Regions from separate parts of the Homo sapiens genome. Here region 2 is linked to region 1. A link is a contact called in ENCODE Hi-C data. All regions are on one chromosome and are shown on one strand. Each heading gives the region's core, a stretch centred on a gene start or an enhancer-like site at or near the end of the contact. The rest is flanking DNA. Distances are from core to core; before and after follow the strand shown. Region 1 holds the start of ZBTB20-AS1 (ZBTB20 antisense RNA 1). Region 2 overlaps LOC124906269 (a long non-coding RNA gene).

What was found. A loop is a pair of places that touch in the nucleus more often than their neighbours do. Pooled maps may share reads with other maps.
Region 2: a loop to region 1 is called in a pooled map, with 2.3 times the contacts of the local background. The contact joins the enhancer-like site here to the promoter of ZBTB20-AS1 in region 1. A Hi-C loop is called at or near these places in 4 of 168 maps with a recorded cell type or tissue (A673, MCF 10A, endothelial cell of umbilical vein and 1 more), 1 of 37 single-sample maps with no recorded cell type and 10 of 50 pooled maps.

The regions. Positions count from the first base shown.
Region 1 is chr3:114,350,561-114,354,476 of GRCh38, reverse strand. ZBTB20-AS1 (ZBTB20 antisense RNA 1) reads right to left here and starts at 2,666. Exons shown (of 9, transcript NR_038993.1): 1 at 2,521-2,666. It overlaps ZBTB20 (zinc finger and BTB domain containing 20), which reads left to right. Exons shown (of 12, transcript NM_001348800.3): 11 at 2,599-3,916.
Region 2 is chr3:115,798,433-115,802,348 of GRCh38, reverse strand. All of the region lies in intron 1 of LOC124906269 (a long non-coding RNA gene), which reads right to left. Among named protein-coding and RNA genes, the nearest start is that of SNORD155, 100 kb to the left of the region's middle. RefSeq lists an enhancer at 3,126-3,631. Within about 2 kb of position 1,713, at least 4 of the 41 ENCODE cell types and tissues checked have a DNase peak (open chromatin) inside an H3K27ac peak, as active enhancers do; they include mammary epithelial cell, where a contact is called at or near this core.

The DNA of each region.
Region 1 (3,916 bases), core at 1,417-3,916:
GATACTAATTATTGTGATAATTGTGATAGGGCTACTTCCCAGAATTATCTGAAAGAAAACTGTCATATATGACATCTCTAGTGTTATTGTTGTAACTAATGTTATGAGCAAATGTATGTTTAAAGAGTGTTTTCACTTGTGTAGAAAAAAATGTTGTAATAAATCCATCCTACACAGAGATGATCACAGACACAACCAGTTTTACTGCTTATTGTTTTACTTAAATGAAAGAGACCTTGGTTATAGTAAAATTGTATATAGAAAATCCTAAACCATAGTGCCAGTTAGTTGTCTTACTTCTTGCACTGTGACATCTAAAAAAATAAGTCCTTTAAGTTACACAACTGAGGCTATGTCAAAGCATCACAGCCTAAAAACATAAAAGCCACACTAAATCACGGATAGGTATAGAAGTAGCTGGAGGTAGTAGTGGACAAAGCCTTTCACACAGCTTTACAACAGAGCCGTGGATCCCTAAGGGCCAGACCTCAGTAAAGGGCAAACTATGCAATATAATGAAGCAGTTAAGAGGGTGAACTCTAGAGCCAGACTGCCTGGGTTTAAATGCCAGTCTACCAGCAATTGCCTGTGTGTACTTGAGCAAGTTTCTTAGTTTCTCTGGCCTCAGTTTCCTCATCTGTAAAATGGGAATAATATCATCTACTTCCCATGGTTGCTGTAAGATTAAATGAAATCATATACAGAAAGCAGTTAGAACTGTAACCCCTAAAAAATGTTATCTTGTGATTACTATCATGGTATGTATGTATGGCGAACTCAGCAAGAACTTGAAATTTGGTCTGCTGCTGATTGAGCTCCTGAACAGCCCTTCCTGGGTTATTTGTGCCTTCTTTTGGGGCCATATTTTGTGTTCACATGGTTACAGGGGATTTACCTTAATTCTTTAATCTGGCAAAGAGAACTTGTCTTATATAAGTAAAAACGATGGAATCTGTAGCCTAATACAATATTTTAGGCACATAACAGACCTGATAGAGTCAGAACGAGAAAGAATGCTCTTATACAAATTAGTGCAAATTGTATTATTGAACATTTATTAAGTTAAGCTCATACCATGTGAGGGTGATTGAGTGAAGCAAGGTAGAAACGCTCATTGAACTCAGAGTTTCCTGAACAAGTCTTCTATCGCAAGGTAGAGCGGAAAGAGTTTGAGGAGGTAGGCCTTCTTCCTATCTGCAGGCTGTTACCTCTCAGGTGGCTTCTCACAAGACAGAGAGATTTGGGTCCAGGCCAACAATCAGTGCTTGGGCCATTTGGTTTTGAAAGCCCACTTATTTCACTTTCCCAAGCTGATTGTTCAGTTGTAAAGGCAAGAATGGGGAATCTGATTGAAGAATTATTTGGAGGGGGATTCTCTAGAGCCATCTGAGAGATGAGCTAGAAAAATAGAAAAGCCCTAAGATCTACTGCTGTAGCCACCTGTTTTCTTTCTCATTCTGAATCCAAATCTTATCAATAGTATCCCTTGCCATAACAGCCTACGTTATAGGGTGGCGCTGGGTCAGGCTATCCGCAGCCTCCACATAGCTGTTGCCTTCCTCCTGGGAGCTGTTTAATACTTCCCTGTGGCAAGTACATAAAGCACCCTATTACCCAAGGAGATCATATATCCCACTTCTGGCTTACTCCTGCTATCCTGGCCTAATTATTAACAATGCTCTCTTTCACTCTTGAAAGTGCCCTGTTTGCATAATAAATATGATCACCAATGTACTGTAGTCTCCTGGGTCAGAACTGCCATCTCTGACCTTTTTAACATTCCTCCTTCATTAAGCCTCAGAAAATTCAGAAAACCTTCCATATCACATGCAACCACCCTAGAAAGTGCTCAAACAGGTTGTCAGAGATGACAAGAAGAATGAGTAGATACAGAAAGCAGCCATGGAGTGCCCCTTTAGCTAGCAGATTGCTTTCTGTAGCCCATCCATCATCCGGAAAGCATGATCATGACTGTTTGGTAGATATCTTAGTCTGGGTTGAATTTTCCAATAATTTTTGCATACATGGTGTGGGTTTTGATAATATGCCATATGACTTAATAGGAAGGGGGTTTATTTGTTAACTATGAATATGGTCACTGTGTATGAATAAAATAAGGGACTTTGATAAGTTGGGGGAAATGTAAACTTTCCCAAAGAATCTGGGCTTAGGCCTGTCTAAAGTGAAGGCAAAGTAAATAAATACATAAATAAAAATAAAGTGGAGGTTTAGTGTTCCATAAGAACAAGTCTTCCATTTGCCTTTCAGTTCTTTGCTGAAGCTGTAGGAATAGCAGGCAAACAAATCATCTGGTTATTAGGCCACTCTACCTCAGCCGAAGCTCTGGGGAGTTAATATGGATACCCAAAATGGCTGCGGCACTAAAGGCCGGAATTGGAGCAAAATTCAAGGTCCTTTTCCCTCAGGTCATCGTACCTACAGCTTGTATGCCGCAGCCTGTCCATCTCCCCACTTGCGTATGTAAGGGCAGTGCTTCTAGGAGCCATGAGCATTACTCACCTGAAACCTAGGTGTTAGGAATGCAACCAGCTAGATCTGACCCATGCCCTGTTTTGTGTCTGCGTTGACATGCTGCAGGTGACATCAGTTGCAAGGGGATGACCGAGCGCATTCACAGCATCAACCTTCACAACTTCAGCAATTCCGTGCTCGAGACCCTCAACGAGCAGCGCAACCGTGGCCACTTCTGTGACGTAACGGTGCGCATCCACGGGAGCATGCTGCGCGCACACCGCTGCGTGCTGGCAGCCGGCAGCCCCTTCTTCCAGGACAAACTGCTGCTTGGCTACAGCGACATCGAGATCCCGTCGGTGGTGTCAGTGCAGTCAGTGCAAAAGCTCATTGACTTCATGTACAGCGGCGTGCTACGGGTCTCGCAGTCGGAAGCTCTGCAGATCCTCACGGCCGCCAGCATCCTGCAGATCAAAACAGTCATCGACGAGTGCACGCGCATCGTGTCACAGAACGTGGGCGATGTGTTCCCGGGGATCCAGGACTCGGGCCAGGACACGCCGCGGGGCACTCCCGAGTCAGGCACGTCAGGCCAGAGCAGCGACACGGAGTCGGGCTACCTGCAGAGCCACCCACAGCACAGCGTGGACAGGATCTACTCGGCACTCTACGCGTGCTCCATGCAGAATGGCAGCGGCGAGCGCTCTTTTTACAGCGGCGCAGTGGTCAGCCACCACGAGACTGCGCTCGGCCTGCCCCGCGACCACCACATGGAAGACCCCAGCTGGATCACACGCATCCATGAGCGCTCGCAGCAGATGGAGCGCTACCTGTCCACCACCCCCGAGACCACGCACTGCCGCAAGCAGCCCCGGCCTGTGCGCATCCAGACCCTAGTGGGCAACATCCACATCAAGCAGGAGATGGAGGACGATTACGACTACTACGGGCAGCAAAGGGTGCAGATCCTGGAACGCAACGAATCCGAGGAGTGCACGGAAGACACAGACCAGGCCGAGGGCACCGAGAGTGAGCCCAAAGGTGAAAGCTTCGACTCGGGCGTCAGCTCCTCCATAGGCACCGAGCCTGACTCGGTGGAGCAGCAGTTTGGGCCTGGGGCGGCGCGGGACAGCCAGGCTGAACCCACCCAACCCGAGCAGGCTGCAGAAGCCCCCGCTGAGGGTGGTCCGCAGACAAACCAGCTAGAAACAGGTGCTTCCTCTCCGGAGAGAAGCAATGAAGTGGAGATGGACAGCACTGTTATCACTGTCAGCAACAGCTCCGACAAGAGCGTCCTACAACAGCCTTCGGTCAACACGTCCATCGGGCAGCCATTGCCAAGTACCCAGCTCTACTTACGCCAGACAGAAACCCTCACCAGCAACCTGAGGATGCCTCTGACCTTGACCAGCAACACGCAGGTCATTGGCACAGCTGGCAACAC
Region 2 (3,916 bases), core at 464-2,963, 1.4 Mb before region 1:
GACTGCACTGCTTCTTGGAGGTTTTCATGAATAAAAGAGAAAATGAAGCCAATGATATGAATATCATGTAAGGGAAGGGCAGAAATAATACTGAAAAATCACTTGAAGCTCTTCTAACAATGCCTCGTCTGTCACAGAAAGGAACGTGGTATTTACAAGAATTTTCTCCACCTAAGCAAAGAGATTCTGTAAACGTGTTTTTTTTTTCTTTTTCTTTTTTTCCCTTAAGGGACTGAAAGAAATAAGTATAAATTACCACTGAAATGCTATAAATAATTAAGACACTTATGATTGTTAGACTTCAGTGCAACCTTGGGTTATGATACCAAAAACATTAGAAAATATGCTCTTTCTTCAAAGTCTCCATAGTAGTGGTTATCTTTAAGGGTTAGTTTTAATGAGATGCTACCTCATAGCAGTAGAAGGAACTAAGGTACCTTCTACAGCCACCTGTTATTTCTACTTACAAAAATGCAGTTTGTTTTCTATTACTGCTGAGAGCTATGATCTTCACGAAATGTTTCCTGAATCTCTATAGAAGCCCTATTGCATTACACAGGACACATAGAAAGAAAATGAGAAATAAGCAATCTATAGTCCAAAGATCATACATCAGGAGTGACTGGGAGCGTCTGAAGTGCTACTCTTAGGAGTCAAATTGACTTTGAAACACCTCCATGAGAATTAATCCCAAGTTAGGCGGCTGGGGGATGGAATGGAGGAATGAGCACTCATGATGGGCTTCAATAATGGGAAAAGGATCAAACAGAACCAAAATTCCTAGACCCCTCTGGCTCAAAGAAACAGATTACGGTCCCAGTCTCTCCACATTTTGAATTTTATTAAAAAAAAAATCTGGCCTGTAATCCCAGCACTTTGGGAGGCCGAGGCGGGCGGATCACGAGGTCAGGAGATCGAGATCATCCTGGCTAACACGGTGAAATTCCGTCTCCACTAAAAATACAAAAAATTAGCTGGGCATGGTGGTGGGCGCCTGTAGTCCCAGCTACTCGGGAGGCTGAGGCAGGAGAATGGCCTGAACCTGGAGGCGGAGCTTGCAGTGAGCGGAGATCGCGCCACTGCACTCCAGCCTAGGGGACAGAGCGAGACTCCGTCTCAAAAAAAAAAAAAAAAAGCAAACAAACAAACAAAAACTCTGAAAATGTTCTTCTGCAATGAGTTTTTCAAACTCAAGGTTAAAGACACAGTCTCACTTCAAAGACTATTTCACTTCAAACACCAGCTGCAAGATTAGGGTTCTCAAACCACTCTCATTTCTGATCATTTCAAATCCAGGGTTCTTACTATCCTTTAGGTTCAATAATTTGCTAGAATGACTCACAGAACTCAGGGAATTATACTTACGATTTCAGTCTTATTATAGCAAAGAACACAAATTAGAACTGGTCAAAGGGAGAGACACAGGGTAAGGTCTGAGAGAGTCCCTAGTGTGGGGGAGTTTCTATTGTCCTCTTCCTGTGGACTGAAGAAGTACTAACCTTCTAACACATTGATATGTGACAACAAACAAAGTATCACCAACCAGGCATCTAGATTTTTTGTTTTTGTTTCTAGATTTCATTACCTAGGCATGATTGATTGAATGTCCACACCCCCTCCCCTGCCCAGAGGTCAGGCTGATATCATGTGATTCAATGCTTCAATACTGAATTACACGGGTGGTATTTCTAATACGTGCAGCCACCGTCCTGAGTCATCAAGTTATTATGAACTATCTAGGGACCCACACTGAGTCATTTTATTTATGTTATTTATTTTGCTTTTAGACAGAGTCTTGCTCTGTCACCAGGCTGGAGTACAGTGATGTGATCTCAGCTCACTGCAACCTCCACCTCTCAGGTTCAAGCGATTCCCCTGCCTCAGCCTCCCAAGTAGCAGGGATTACCGACACACACCACCACCACGCCTGGCTAACTTTTTGTATTTTAATAGAGACGGGGTTTCACCATGTTGGCCAAGATGGTCTCGATCTCCTGACCTTGTGATCCACCCTCCTCGGCCTCCCAAACTGCTGGGGTTACAGGCATGAGCCACAGCACCTGGCCCACCCTGAGTCATCTTATTGGTACGCACTATTAGGTGTGGTCCAAGAGGCTCAACATGAATAACGAAAAAAAGAACTTTTACTTGGAAAATTCCAGGGAATTAGAGCTTATCTCCCAAGACCTGGGGACAAAAGCCAGCCAGTCTTTATTATATACTAAGGGAGGAGACCACCCCTCATATTGTCTTATGCCCCAATTTCTGCCTCCAAAGAAAAAAAGAAGGAAAAACTAAAAGGCAGAAATGAAACCCACAGGAAGACAGCCCGGTGCCGCACCCTGGGCCTAGTAGTTAAAGACTGACCCCTGACCTAATCGGTTATGTTATCTATACATATCCATACAGACAGTGTATGGAAAAGCACTGTGAAAATCCCTGTCCTGTTCTGTTCCCTTCTAATTACCGGTGCAGGTGCATGCAGCCTCCAATCATGTACCCCCTGCTTGCTCAATTGATCACGACCCTCTCACACAGACCCCCTTAGAGTTGTAATCCCTTAAAAGGAAGAGGAATTGCTCACTCGGGGAGCAGGGATTTGGAGACATGAGTCCGCCAATGCTCCCAGCTGAATAAAGCCCTTTCCTTCTACAATTCGGTGTCTGAGGGCTTCTTGTCTGCAGCTCGTCCTGCTATAATACCTTATATTACCAATCTATCAAAAAAATTACTTGAAGTCTCTAAGTTTTCAAAGATGGCCTGAGATTTTATTTCTTTTAAGCCACAGAAGCTTCAGGGTTACAAAGTCTCCACCACCTTGAAGGTTTGCTATCATTAGTGCCTCAGAAGAAATTACTTCTACTATACTTCCATTTTATACTCCCTTTACATCCATCTATTTTAAAGTATGCCTAAAACAGCATGTGAGAGCTCAAAAGAAAATGGTCTGTGATTCTAAAGGAAAGAGTTTTGCAAATATTTGTCAATATAGAATTAAGTTGTATTCAATTCAACCAAATACACCAACCCATTACACCTGAAATTCTTTTCTATCATCAATCACTGTAACCTCACCATAGCTGTAGAAGATACCTGAATCCAAATCTATGAAAAAAGTGTATCTCTCCCTCATCTGCTAAAAAGAAAATTGTTACACAAACGTGGAAAATATGGTTGCCTATTGTCAGGCCTCTGAGCCCAAGCCAAGCCATTGCATCCCCTGTGACTTGCACGTATATGCCCAGATGGCCTGAAGTAACTGAAGAATCACAAAAGAAGTGAATATGCTCTGCCCCACCTTAACTGATGACATTCCACCACAAAAGAAGTGTAAATGGCTGGTCCTTGCCTTAAGTGATGACATTACCTTGTGAAAGTCCTTTTCCTGGCTCATCCTGGCTCAAAAACACCCCCACTGAGCACCTTGCAACCCCTACTCCTGCCCACCAGAGAACAAACCCTCTTTGACTGTAATCTTCCTTTACCTACCCAAATCCTATAAAATGGCCCCACCCTTATATCCCTTCCCTGACTCTCTTTTCGAACTCAGCCCGCCTGCACCCAGGTGAAATAAACAGCCATGTTGTTCACACAAAGCCTGTTTGGTGGTCTCTTCACACAGACGCGCATGAAATTTGGTGCCATGACTCGGATCGGGGGACCTCCCTTGGGAGATCAATCCCCTGTCCTCCTGTTCTTTGCTCCATGAGAAAGATCCACCTATAACCTCAGGTCCTCAGACCGACCAGCCCAAGGAACATCTCACCAATTTCAAATCCAGTAAGCGGCCTCTTTTTACTCTCTTCTCCAACCTCCCTCACTATCCCTCAACCTCTTTCTCCTTTCAATCTTGGCACTACACTTCAATCTCTCCCTTCTCTTAATTTCAATTCCTTTCATTTTCTGGTAGAGACAA